Regions from separate parts of the Homo sapiens genome. Here region 2 is linked to region 1. Evidence: read pairs that join two places in POLR2A ChIA-PET (ENCODE). Cell type or tissue: GM12878. All regions are shown on one strand. Each heading gives the region's core, and the rest is flanking DNA. Links, peaks and the distances in the headings are about the cores only.

Region 1 (5,712 bases), core at 327-5,326:
CGGCTGCTCTCCTGGATGGGTTCTGTCCCAATGCACTCTTCAACCATCACCCATTTAGACCACCCAAATGACCTGCCGTCACCCCCCTTACCAATAACCATTCTTCTGTTATTGCCTTTTGGAAAGCTCCCGCTTTTCTATCTCTCCCTTTTTGTATGCCATATCCATATTGTCATTTGTTTTTACTCTACACTCTGTCCTTAAGCAATTTCCCCAATATTATGGTTTTATATATAATCTATATGTAGATAATGGTCAATTTTATATCTGCATTCCAGATTCCTTTTTCAAACTCCAGATATAGCCATATATTCAACTGCCTGCTTGGGAATTCCCCTTTGATATCTCACAGGCATTTCAAAATAACATGTTCAAACTGGAACTCCAGAACTTCTTGCTCAAATAGTTGCCTCTTCCAGTCTTCCATGTTCAGTACATTGTACCTTATCCATAAACCTGGGAACTATTAATGTCTCCCTCTCTTACTCATACCTCATAGCTAAACTCAGTTTATTAAAGGCCCAATAAACACATTGTGTGTGTGTGTGTGTGTGTGTGTGTGTGTGTGTGTGTGTGTGTGTGAATCCACCACGTGATTTCTTTAAGTAGCCTCTTCTCTGGTCCCTCCACTTACATTCTGAACCCCTACAATTTATTCTCCACACAGCAGCTACTGATCCTTTGGAAATGCAAATCAGATGATGTCATTTCACTGCTAAAACCTTGAAATAAAGGTTCTTGAGATAAAGTTCAACATTTCCAACTTGGTCATTTACAAAGACAGTAATAATCCACAGTGTTAGAAGTCAGGGGGACAGTGGTTACTGTAGACGGACAGCTGAAAGATAAGAAACTAGTTTCTGGCCGAGGCAGGCAGATCACTTGAGACCAGGAGTTTGAGATCATCCTGGCCAACATGGCGAAACCCCATCTCTACTAAAAATACAAAATTAGCTGGGCATGATGGCATGCACCTGTGGTCCCAGCTACTTAGGAGGCTGAGGCATGAAAATTGCTTGAGCCCGGGAGGCAGAGGTTGCAGTGAGCTGAGATTGCGCCATGGTACTCCAGCCTGGATGACAGAGAGAGACTCTGTCTCAGAAAAAAACAAACGAACAAACAAAAAACAACTAGGAAAGAAAAGAGAAGAACCCAGTTTCTGAGTTGCTGGAAAAACTGTGTTTCTTTTCTTTTTTTTTTTTTTTTTTTTTTCCAGATGGAGTCTCGCACTCTTGCCCAGGCTGGAGTGCAGTGGCGCAATCTCGGCTCACTGCAAGCTCTGCCTCCCAGGTTCACACCATTCTCCTGCCTCAGTCTCCCGAGTAGCTGGGACTACAGGCACCCGCCACCATGCCCGGCTAATTATTTTTTTTTTGTATTTTTAGTAGAGACAGGGTTTCACCATGTTAGCCAGGATGGTCTTGATCTCCTGACCTTGTGATCTGCCCGCCTCGGCCTCCCAAAGTGCTGGGATTACAGGTGTGAGCCACAGCGCCTGGCCTCTAAAGCTGTTTCTTAATCTGAGTGCTGGTGACATAGTTATGTCCAATTTGTAAAATATCACTAAACTATACACTGAAGATTTGTTCATTTTCTTGTATATATGTTATAGTTGAATAAAAATATTAAATAAAAATCCAAGAGGAAAAAAACAGACTCTGCAAATGGAGGCAACAGTCGCAGAAATACTATCTTCATATATGTACATCACCGAAAGGGCTACTTAATATGTTTATCTGTCTCTCGGACACATGCCCGTTCTCCTGTCCTCTCCTGGCCTCTCTCTCTCTCACCCACACAGAGCAAGCACCAGTGAGACAATCATCGCTAGACTTCAAAGAAAACTCCAATGTTCATATAATAATACATGAGCTCCAATGGACATTACCTTGTCATGAATATGAAAGACGACACGTCTCATTGATTTTCAGTATATGACTGCTACTGAAACTATTACAAATTATGCAATAACTAAAGGATAATGATTTTTCATTTTAGTATTTAACTCTCAGGACACAAATTTACACCAATGATAAAATATTCTACCATGTGTTTATAAAACATTCCCTTAAGAAATGTTATTCATTTTTTTAACTTCTACAGCACATTACTTAGGCAGGGATACTACAGTAAGATGTTGAAAAAGAAAGTTTGCATTTTCCTCCTTTACCAAGAAGTCCATTAGCAAAAAACAAGGTGATTGCATGAAAAGAAACTTGGAAATGACTACTGCACAGGTGTTGCTTAAAAGTGACATATCTGACAGGGGAACAGATGTTTCAGGGGGAAACTCTTTGAATAAGCACACAGTTAATGACACTCAGCCTCATCATTAAGTTTAACAGCAGCCTTTTTCTCTCAAGTAGCCCATATATGATGTGCCACTAGCAATATCTACTTACGATGCTGGTGCTGTTATTTGCATACTGCATCAGAACACGGCCATGTGACAGTACTGATCAGGAGAGAAGCCTTGTGCTTCTCACAGCTTACTAAAGCAGCAGAATCATTAGCACTGACATATTTCACTACAGCAGTTGGAAGACTATCTTTTAAATGGTAGGAGCCATCAAAAAATGGTTTTCACTCCATCACTTTACAGATTGGCCTCAGAAATTAGCTTTAGAATAATTTTATGTTTTTTGCCCCCTTTTTTTTAATAAGGATTGAGCCAAACACACAATGTCTAAGGTAGCATCTATGTGCCAAATTCTATATAGTATAAATCGAAAGGAGACAGGCTATTTAATTTTAAACTCTCTCAATAAAAGTTATTACGGGTAAAAAGTTGAAGACTAGAATACTGAGAAGGTGAAGCAGAATTGTAATGGTTCCCTACAATAGTAAGAACAGAGGGTGCTAGCATCTCTAATCATTGAGCATTTTATCAATGCTTGAAGCAGACACAGCATGGTCATAAAAGTAAACATTTATGTCACCTTGGTCAGATCGCTTAGATCCTCTTTGCCTTAGTTTCCTCATCAGTAAAATGAGGATAATAGTAGCAACTTCACAGAGTTATGAGAATAAAAATTTTTTAAATGTTTTTTTGAGACGGAGTTTCGCTCTGTCGCCCAGGTTGGAGTACAGTGGCATGATCTTGACTCACTGCAACCTCTGCCTCCTGGGTTCAAGTGATTCTCCTGCCTCAGTCTCCCAAGTAGCTGGGATTATAGGCATGGGCCACCATGCCCAGCTAATTTTGTATTTTTCAGTAGAAATGGTTTTTCACCATGTTGGCCAGGCTGGTCTCGAACTCCTTACCTCGGTGATCTGCCTGCCTCGGGCTCCCAAAGTTATGGGATTACAGGCGTGAGCCACCACACCCAACCAGAGAATAAAAACAAAATTAATGACATAGAAATTGCTTAGCATTGTACCAGGTAAATATTATTTTACCAGTAAGTGGTTTTAAAAAGCAGCATCATTCTGTTCACAAGATCCACTGCAGCAAGAACAAGACAAATTATGCCCTGAAAATAACACCTCATTAACAAGACGTACTGTGGCGTGGTGGCTAAAGAATTAGAGGGCCGGGCGCAGTGGCTCAAGCCTGTAATCTCAGCACTTTGGGAGGCCGAGGCAGGTGGATCACGAGGTCAAGAGATTGAGACCATCCTGGCCAACATGGTGAAACCCCGTCTCTACTAAAAATACAAAAATTATCCAGGTGTGGTGGCGGGCACCTGTAGTCCCAGCTACTGGGGAGGCTGAGGCAGGAGACTCACTTGAACCCAGAAGGCAGAGCTTGCAGTGAGCAGAGATTGTGCCACTGCACTCCAGCCTGGGCGACAGAGCAAGACTCCATCAAAAAAAAAAAAAAAAAAAAAAGAATTAGAAGAAAAAGGATCCTAGGAAACTGTGTCTTGATTGGCCTGTGTTCACTAGAGTTAGTCATATAACATGAGCAAGTCACGCAGCCCCCTGACTCTCCATTTCTATACAAATAAAATGTGGTATTTAGTAAGGTGATCCTCAAGATACCTCTTAGAACTAATATTCTGTACAGGGAAAACCCTGGGAGCCCTTGAATCTTAGCAGAAGCTCCTTTGAGCAACACAAATTAGGTGAAAATTATTTTATAAAAGCTTTAATCATAAAATTATTTTAAATAGGGAATTTTATATGTAAAAATAAAAAAGTTTATATATGATTGACTTCACAAAACATTATTTTACTCAATAATTTTCATGATGAGACATAAGTAATGTTTGGTTTATCAGTACTCTCAGTAAGCATTCCTAATCCTACTGAATCCATAGAATTTAGAAGGAGGGACCGGGTTTCCATCTCTTTGATTTCAGATGCCAAGAAAAATAGTTACCATCAATAGTCAAGAGTAAGGCCACGTCAGAATTATAATACCCCTTATAAAAACGAGCTCATTCTTGACAAGAACCCAGGGAAAGCCTAAGCAGGAGGCCACTGTCGCAATGGCAGTCACATTTAGAGAAGCTGCTCCAGTCATGATCTAGCATGCCTACACATCTCATTCAGAGTATCCCAACCGGAGACGGCTACACAATCAAGAACGAGAATTCCCAATGTCATAGGAGGCATGGTTGGAGGTGAGGGACGTGAATGAGCAGACAGAATGAAATTTACTAAATAACTAAGGACCAGGAGAGTATCTAGAGGGATAAAGACAAGCAGAACAGGAACACACATATACAAACCAACAAGAGACAGGGAGGTAAAAGGAAGCAAATGAAACAAAATTCAGTAAAAACAGTAAAAAGAGCCCAAGAAGTCCCACATTACAGAAGGCAGCTGTCACAAACTAATTATACACCCAAGAGGAGCTGGGCCATCCTTCCACACCTAGAAGTAAATGAGTAAAGATCTGTTGATTAACAAGACTGTACCCTAAAGGGCAGCAACATTTTCATGGTTTTCTCCAAAGAATTGGAAATTTTACCTTTATCAATTCATCAGACCTTTGACTGAGTCATTCATATAATCCAATCTTAAATAGATTTTTATTGTATTTTAATTACTTTAAAAATGTATTTCTAATTAATAATGAAATAAATGTACTTTTAATTATTTTATACTTAGGAAAAGAAAGGTAATTCATGTTCACTGTAGGAAATAAAGATAATGAACACTTGCTGTAAATATTCCATAGAATATAAAATTTAAATAATTTAATCCCACCACTGAGAGATAATAATCACTTTATTTTATCTCAATTCAGTCTTTTTTCTACACATACACGAAGACTTTTTCCTATATAATTAGGATAATGTTGTAGTCCCTTACTAAAAAAGTAGACTTATCTGAATATATAACTGAAGATTGGTGGAAAAAAGATACAAAATTAGAGCTATTTCTAGGAAGACTTCCCTGATGCTTGTTTTTTCTATATTACAGATGTATGTTATCTGAGGCATCTGGCTGCCCACTAGATTCCCAAGGTCAAAAGAGGCCAGGACATGTGGCCTCATTCTCACTCTGGCTTGCGGCAGGATTGGGAGGCCTCTGCTATAAGGGGCTTGGCATACTAATCACTTCTTCATCTGAGCCTGCATCTTTCTACCTCCACTCGTGCCCAATTCATTCCTACTGGGGGTCAGGAAATACAGTCTCTTTTCTTGTGGTGTCCCATTTGACTTACTCATTTCTGAACAAATGTCTACAAGTGAATCAACTTTAATTAAAGGGCCTTTTGGGTGGTGATTAGGTCATGACAGCTATTCCCTCAGGAATGGG
Region 2 (5,712 bases), core at 345-5,344, 270 kb before region 1:
CAATAGCTTTGAGTCCAAGGAAATGTGCAATTATATAAAAAAGAAATTTTTCTCATGTGTAGCTATGTCAGTTAAGTATTAAAGGGTCTTCCCACTAGTGAATAAAAATTAATCTCTCTGTAGCTTCCATATGTTACCTGTACAGCATCTGCTCAAATGAGTTGTCTTTCTAGGCTGCTTGACATGTTAGGAACCTGAAAATGATCCCATCTTGACTGAATCTCAAATGCCCTTCCTGAGCAGCACTGATGAAACAGATGGAGCACCTGGATGTTATCTGCTTTGGATCTGGTTCTCAGGAGGAGGAGGAGCAGAAGGCTGGGCACAACGGTGTTTGAGGTTCTCAACTGCCCCCAGAAAGAAGGGTTGACTTGATTTACATTGACTTCAACTTGATTATCTTGATCTACTTAACTGCATTTTCGGCTTTTATGCTCAAGCCACCGGTCAGCATGCTTCCTATGGTCAACTGCAGTCTTTGACTACATGCAGGATATCTCAAATGCAGCTTGGAACATAACTTAACCATTCCTCAGGTTTACTGCCAAACGATAATGCTTTGCCAGTTCTGCAAAGCTGTTTATAATTTAGTATACTTTCTTGGGTGTGCACGTCTACTTATCAGCTTGCAATAGTTTCAAGGGCTTCTGAAGACATCTGCGGAATGAGATGACAGAGGGCCTTAGAAGCTCCGACATAGATTATAACATCAGCTGGCAGTGCCTTGTGTCTCCTTGAGTAAGGCTTATGAAGCCATGAATTTAATTTATTAAATAAAATGGAATCTCCTGATTTATTTCACTGGTGAAGAATGTCTTAGACAAGGTACTGTCACATGGCCATCCATTAATAATACAGTTAAGATTTTGGTCACTTAATCAGTTTACAAGCTTTGCAGTAGCCATCTGAGAGTGGGCATTCTTAAGGTGTCAAAGGAAGGTCAAAGAATAGAATACTGAGAATCTTGGACTTGCCATCAATTTGATGTGAACGAGAGTGTGTATTCTTGACCACAGTAGGTCCTAAAAGAATAATTCTGGTGACATGGGCTAAATGATTTAAAGTTAAGTGGCTATTGTTGGATAGGGTTTTCATATCTATTATAAACTAATTGCCATCTTTGGTTCCAGGCTAATTAAGTGTTTTCTAATATTTATAAAACAGTCCTGCCATAGTTCATATGAATCAGTCATGGTTACTTTTGGTGGCACAGTAATTAGAAATGATTAAGTCAGCTGGTTGTCAGCTTTGACAGTACCTTTGGCAGAAATATTTTAGAAAAGCAACTCTAAACTTAAAATCTAATGGCATTACTACTCAAACTCTTTCTCACGGGCTCAAAAACACCATTGAAACTAAGCGCACATTTGTTAGAACTACAGGATATGCCATAAACTAACCGTAGCCCATAATAGATGTACAAACAGGCAAGCCACAGTGCCTGTTTTGCTTTTCTGATATCACATTGCTTTCACCTACATTATCTCATTTGTTCCTCATGACAACTATTTGAAGTATCATTATCTCTAGGACACAGATAAGGAAACTGAGGCTCCCAGAGGTTAAGTGACATACTCAAGGTCACCCAGCTGGTATATGGTGGAACCAGATGTCAGTCTGGGTGTTCTGTCTTCAAGGGTTGTTTTCTTTTCACTTTCACACCTGCCCTCTTAAGAGACCGGCACTGATGTAGATATGAATAGGAGCATCACATGAGACAGACAGTCAGAGTGGGGTACAATGAGGTTAGCAACTTCTGCATCACAGTTACTTGATTATCTCTCTGCTTTTTTTTAAATCCCAAATTTAAAAATCCAAATACTTTTTAGCAGGTAAAACATTTTCCTTTTCAATCAAAATGTTCTACTATGCTCTCTTTGATTAGTCTATTGAAAGCTAAACCTTTGTCCACTGAAGTTTTTTTAATAGTGAAATTTCAGATGAGGAGATTGGATTGGTTGATGGCTAGCATGTCAAAGGACCTGGCCTATCAAGAAGTTATTAAAGCAATTAGCCTTTAACGAAGCTGCTGCAGGAGAAGCTGTAGCATCTTTTCCACTGGCACTCCTGCAGGTCTATGCCATTTCGTGCCTGGCATGTTATGTATGATCTACTTCATGCTATCCTCAAACTCACCCTACCTTTCCCTCTTCCAGCCTTAAAACTGGTAGGGGAATTTTCTTTACAAAGTCCAAATCTAATCACCTGAAACATTTTAACGGTCCCTCATTACCTACAGAATAAAGTCTGCTTTCACAATTCCCACCTCTCTGCACTCTTTCACGTCATACCTCATTTTCTGGTAATAGTGAAAAACTACATGAAGTTATCTGAACATGGCAGGCTCTCTCACACATCTGTATCCCTACGACTACCCCCTTTTTCTTCCCAATTTAATTATCAGGTCAACTCCTAACAATATGAATGCTAATTCTGTACTGGCTCTGTTCTGAGTACTTCATATATGTAACATGTGTAATGCTCACAGCAACTCTATGAGGTAAGCACTATTATTATTCCCTATCTGATGATTCGGGAACTACAGCATAGAATGGTTAGTTACTTTCCGAAGGTCACACAGGTAGTCAGTGGAAGAGCCAGGATGTGAATCCAGGCAGTCTACTTCCAGAATCACCTCCTAATCACAGAACTAGGCTTTAAGTTCAAGTGTTGCTTCCTCTGGGAAACTTCCCCTGAGTTGACTCCTGCCCACAGGTGCGTAAAGCTCTCTCTCTTTTAAGTCAGCACGCTCATAGGATGCCATGCACTGTGCTGTCATCGCAGAGTACAGACTCTCCTAGTAGCCTCCTTGACTCAGGCAGTAAGAAGTGTCCTACTCATCCTCTGTCCTCAGCAGCTACCACATGACATGGTCAGTGCTAAAGAAATGCCTTTGGTTGAATGAAATGGAAAATACTATGAAAATGAGAACTATACGTCAACACAGTAATTTACTAATGTTGTTTCTTCTACGAGCTCTCAAATCAGAGCATTTAACTTCAATATTTCCTTCTCTGTAAAGCAAAATGAAGGAGATGGATAATTATAAAGATTTTTAATAATTATCCCAAATGTAAAAACTCCCAAAAGTAAAAAGAAGCTATGAACATATTTGCTATATCCTTTTAGAACTGTTCGGAGTAAATAAAAAGAATCCATTAGCTATCAGCTATTTTTCTGACTCTTTATATTTTGACCTTAGAATTCACAATAACAATATTATTTTTACTCTACAACACAACAAATCCAGCACCATATTTTAGGAGAGTTGGGCCGTAAAGAAGAAGCTGATGGCAGGAGTGGAGTAATCAGTCAGAAATTCTTAGAACAGCATAGTCATTTTAATAACAACAAAATGGTCCTTCTTCTCCTGAAACAGAAAGTGGAAGGAAAGGGCTAAGGAAGTGGATGTGAAGAGGTCATCTTTGTTGCTGTCAAAGCTGTGGTCAATTACTTTGCCACAAGGCTTTGGCCAGGAAGGAAGTTTATTCCTTTGAAGAGACACCTGGGGAAGGAGGAAAGAAAGGGTTTTTGCTTTCACATTGATTAACCACATCTTAGCTGTCTATTCGTTCATTTCAGTTTAAAGAGAAATCTTCCCAGTGTGTGCTATGCCATGAAGATGAATTAGATTCCTCTGGTGGAGCTTTACAGCCTAGTGATGGCAAAGACATTTTTTTAAAAAGATTCTTTCCAATATTATGTATACATGCTGTTGATGAAGAGGCAAGCTACAGTGGTGGCTTAAAGGCTGGCACAAAGCTGGTCAAGTCAAGCTTCAAGGATGATGAATACAGTGAATCCAGTTTATAAAGGCGGGAAGCCTGTTTCAAGCAGAAAGTAGTCAGGGAAGATGAGGGGGCATTCTGACCTCATCTTTGATGCTGAGAATTTTTGAGTCTGTGTTTATGAATATAAGCTTCTAAGTTTACACTTGACCATCATGGATGGATTTTACCTGGCTAGCAATATTAGGCATAAATGGCATCAAGCCAATTTAGTTCCAGGACAGGGAATGCTGGGAGACAATGATGGATAGTGGTAAAGGGCCAGCCCCGGTCTGTGTGTGTTATGGTTGAAGCACCTGGACTTGCTTTTGTAGGTTACAGTGGCTGCTATAGGGTATGAGGCATGGCAGTGAGGTTAAATCTGGGTTCTGGCTAGATCCTAGGTCCCAGTTTTCTGGGTTCTGGCTAAATCTAGGTCCCAGTTTTTGAGATTCTAAATGCTAGTAAAATGAGTGGAAATTTTTTAAAAAACCCAGCTTGTTTATAAGGTTGTGTACTTTTCATTCTACAAGCAGGTACATAATTTTTTAAAATTTCAAATCTATGATCACAATAAATCATTTCAAAATAGGAAGTGATTTTAAATCTTTTAAATCATCAATTTAAGCTGTAAGTTGTACTGTCTTTGTTTTTCTTATCTCTTCTGCAGTTTGGTGAAAATGTCATCCTGGACCAGCATTTAGTAGACCAACAATTAGGAGCAGTGGAATAGGTCATTCTGGAGCTAGGTAGAGGGGCAATGCTAGGGACAGGGAGCCTAATTAATAACTAAAATAGACACATTATTTCTTTTTCTTTTCTTTTTTTGTTTTTGAGATAGAGTTTCGCTCCTCTTGCCCAGGCTGGAGTGTAATGGTGTGATGTTGGCTTACTGCAGCCTCCGTCTCCCAGGTTCAAGGGATTCTCCTGCCTCAGCCTTCCAAGTAGCTGAGATTACAGGATGCACCACCATGCCTGGCTGATTTTGGTATTTTTAGTAGAGATGGGGTTTGCCATGTTGGCCAGGCTGGTCTCAAACTCCTGACCTCAGGTGATCCACCCGTCTCTCGGCCTCCTGAAGTGCTGGGATTACAGGCATGAGCCACCGCGCCCGGCCAGATAACAGCATTATTTCAAGACTACAAAGTTTAAGATTATGACTCAACACCACATGCCTTTTTCTGATTTTCATCTGACAAACGCCTGTGGTTTAGAGGCCTCCACAGTAAGGATTTTGGATGATTGGTTAAAGAACTTTTGAGGGAGAGGGAACATGACTAGGATGAAAAAGAAACAGATGAGGAAAGTGAAAAAGATGGTGACTTGAAATCAAGACACTAAAGGCTACTGTATTCCCAAACCACGGTGGGTTCTGCCGGTGGCCCCAAGCGGGTGTTTGTTTTGGGTTACTGTGAAGATTAAGAGGTCAGGATCCAGTCTAAAGCAGCTAATGATGTATGTGAGGCCTCTGCATCACTGAGAGAATGAAGTGGAGGAGGTTATAAAACCGACCCCAGGAAGGTGGCTCATGAACGAGAACTCAGGAACAACCACCACATCTGCAGTAATCTCAAGAGAAGTGACTTTTGCACAAGGCAAGGTTGTGCTGGCAGTGAGGAGGAGGCAAAACGGGCATTTGCTAGCGTTATACATCAGGCTTAAATTTAAAGGCAGATTTTGTGTGCTAGGGAGTTGATTCCTAATATTGTTCTGTCCCAGTTGGCCTCACTGTGATTACCATAGAAGGGTTCAGCTGTGGCATTAGTTAAGCTATTCAAGCCAGGCCCTCTCTCTCTTCCTCCCTCCCCCTTTCCCTCTTGTCCTTTCCTTCCTTTCTTTCTTCCATCAAGATGAGTTCTTGCTGTGTTGCCCAGGCTGGAGTGCAGTGGCTATACATAGGTGTGATCATTGCACACTACAGCCTCAAACTCCTGGGCTCAAGTGA

What was found. ChIA-PET counts read pairs that join two places held together with the same protein. Peaks named below come from ENCODE experiments on the same cell type or tissue, not always from the same donor. Only the 100,000 strongest peaks of a DNase experiment are listed, where the experiment ranks them.
Region 2: POLR2A ChIA-PET joins it to region 1 with 10 read pairs; 1 of 35 experiments calls an interaction of 5 or more read pairs at or near these places.

The regions. Positions count from the first base shown.
Region 1 is chr6:20,897,182-20,902,893 of GRCh38, reverse strand. All of the region lies in intron 9 of CDKAL1 (CDKAL1 threonylcarbamoyladenosine tRNA methylthiotransferase), which reads right to left. Among named protein-coding and RNA genes, the nearest start is that of CDKAL1, 370 kb to the right of the region's middle. In GM12878, for the core only: no CTCF peak of the experiment used is centred there; a DNase peak (open chromatin) is centred at 2,333; H3K27ac peaks cover 522 bases.
Region 2 is chr6:21,162,841-21,168,552 of GRCh38, reverse strand. All of the region lies in intron 13 of CDKAL1 (CDKAL1 threonylcarbamoyladenosine tRNA methylthiotransferase), which reads right to left. Among named protein-coding and RNA genes, the nearest start is that of LINC00581, 350 kb to the left of the region's middle. RefSeq lists cis regulatory regions at 2,079, 4,639, 4,653, 4,865 and enhancers at 2,007-2,151, 4,567-4,711, 4,581-4,725, 4,793-4,937. In GM12878, for the core only: no CTCF peak of the experiment used is centred there; a DNase peak (open chromatin) is centred at 3,456.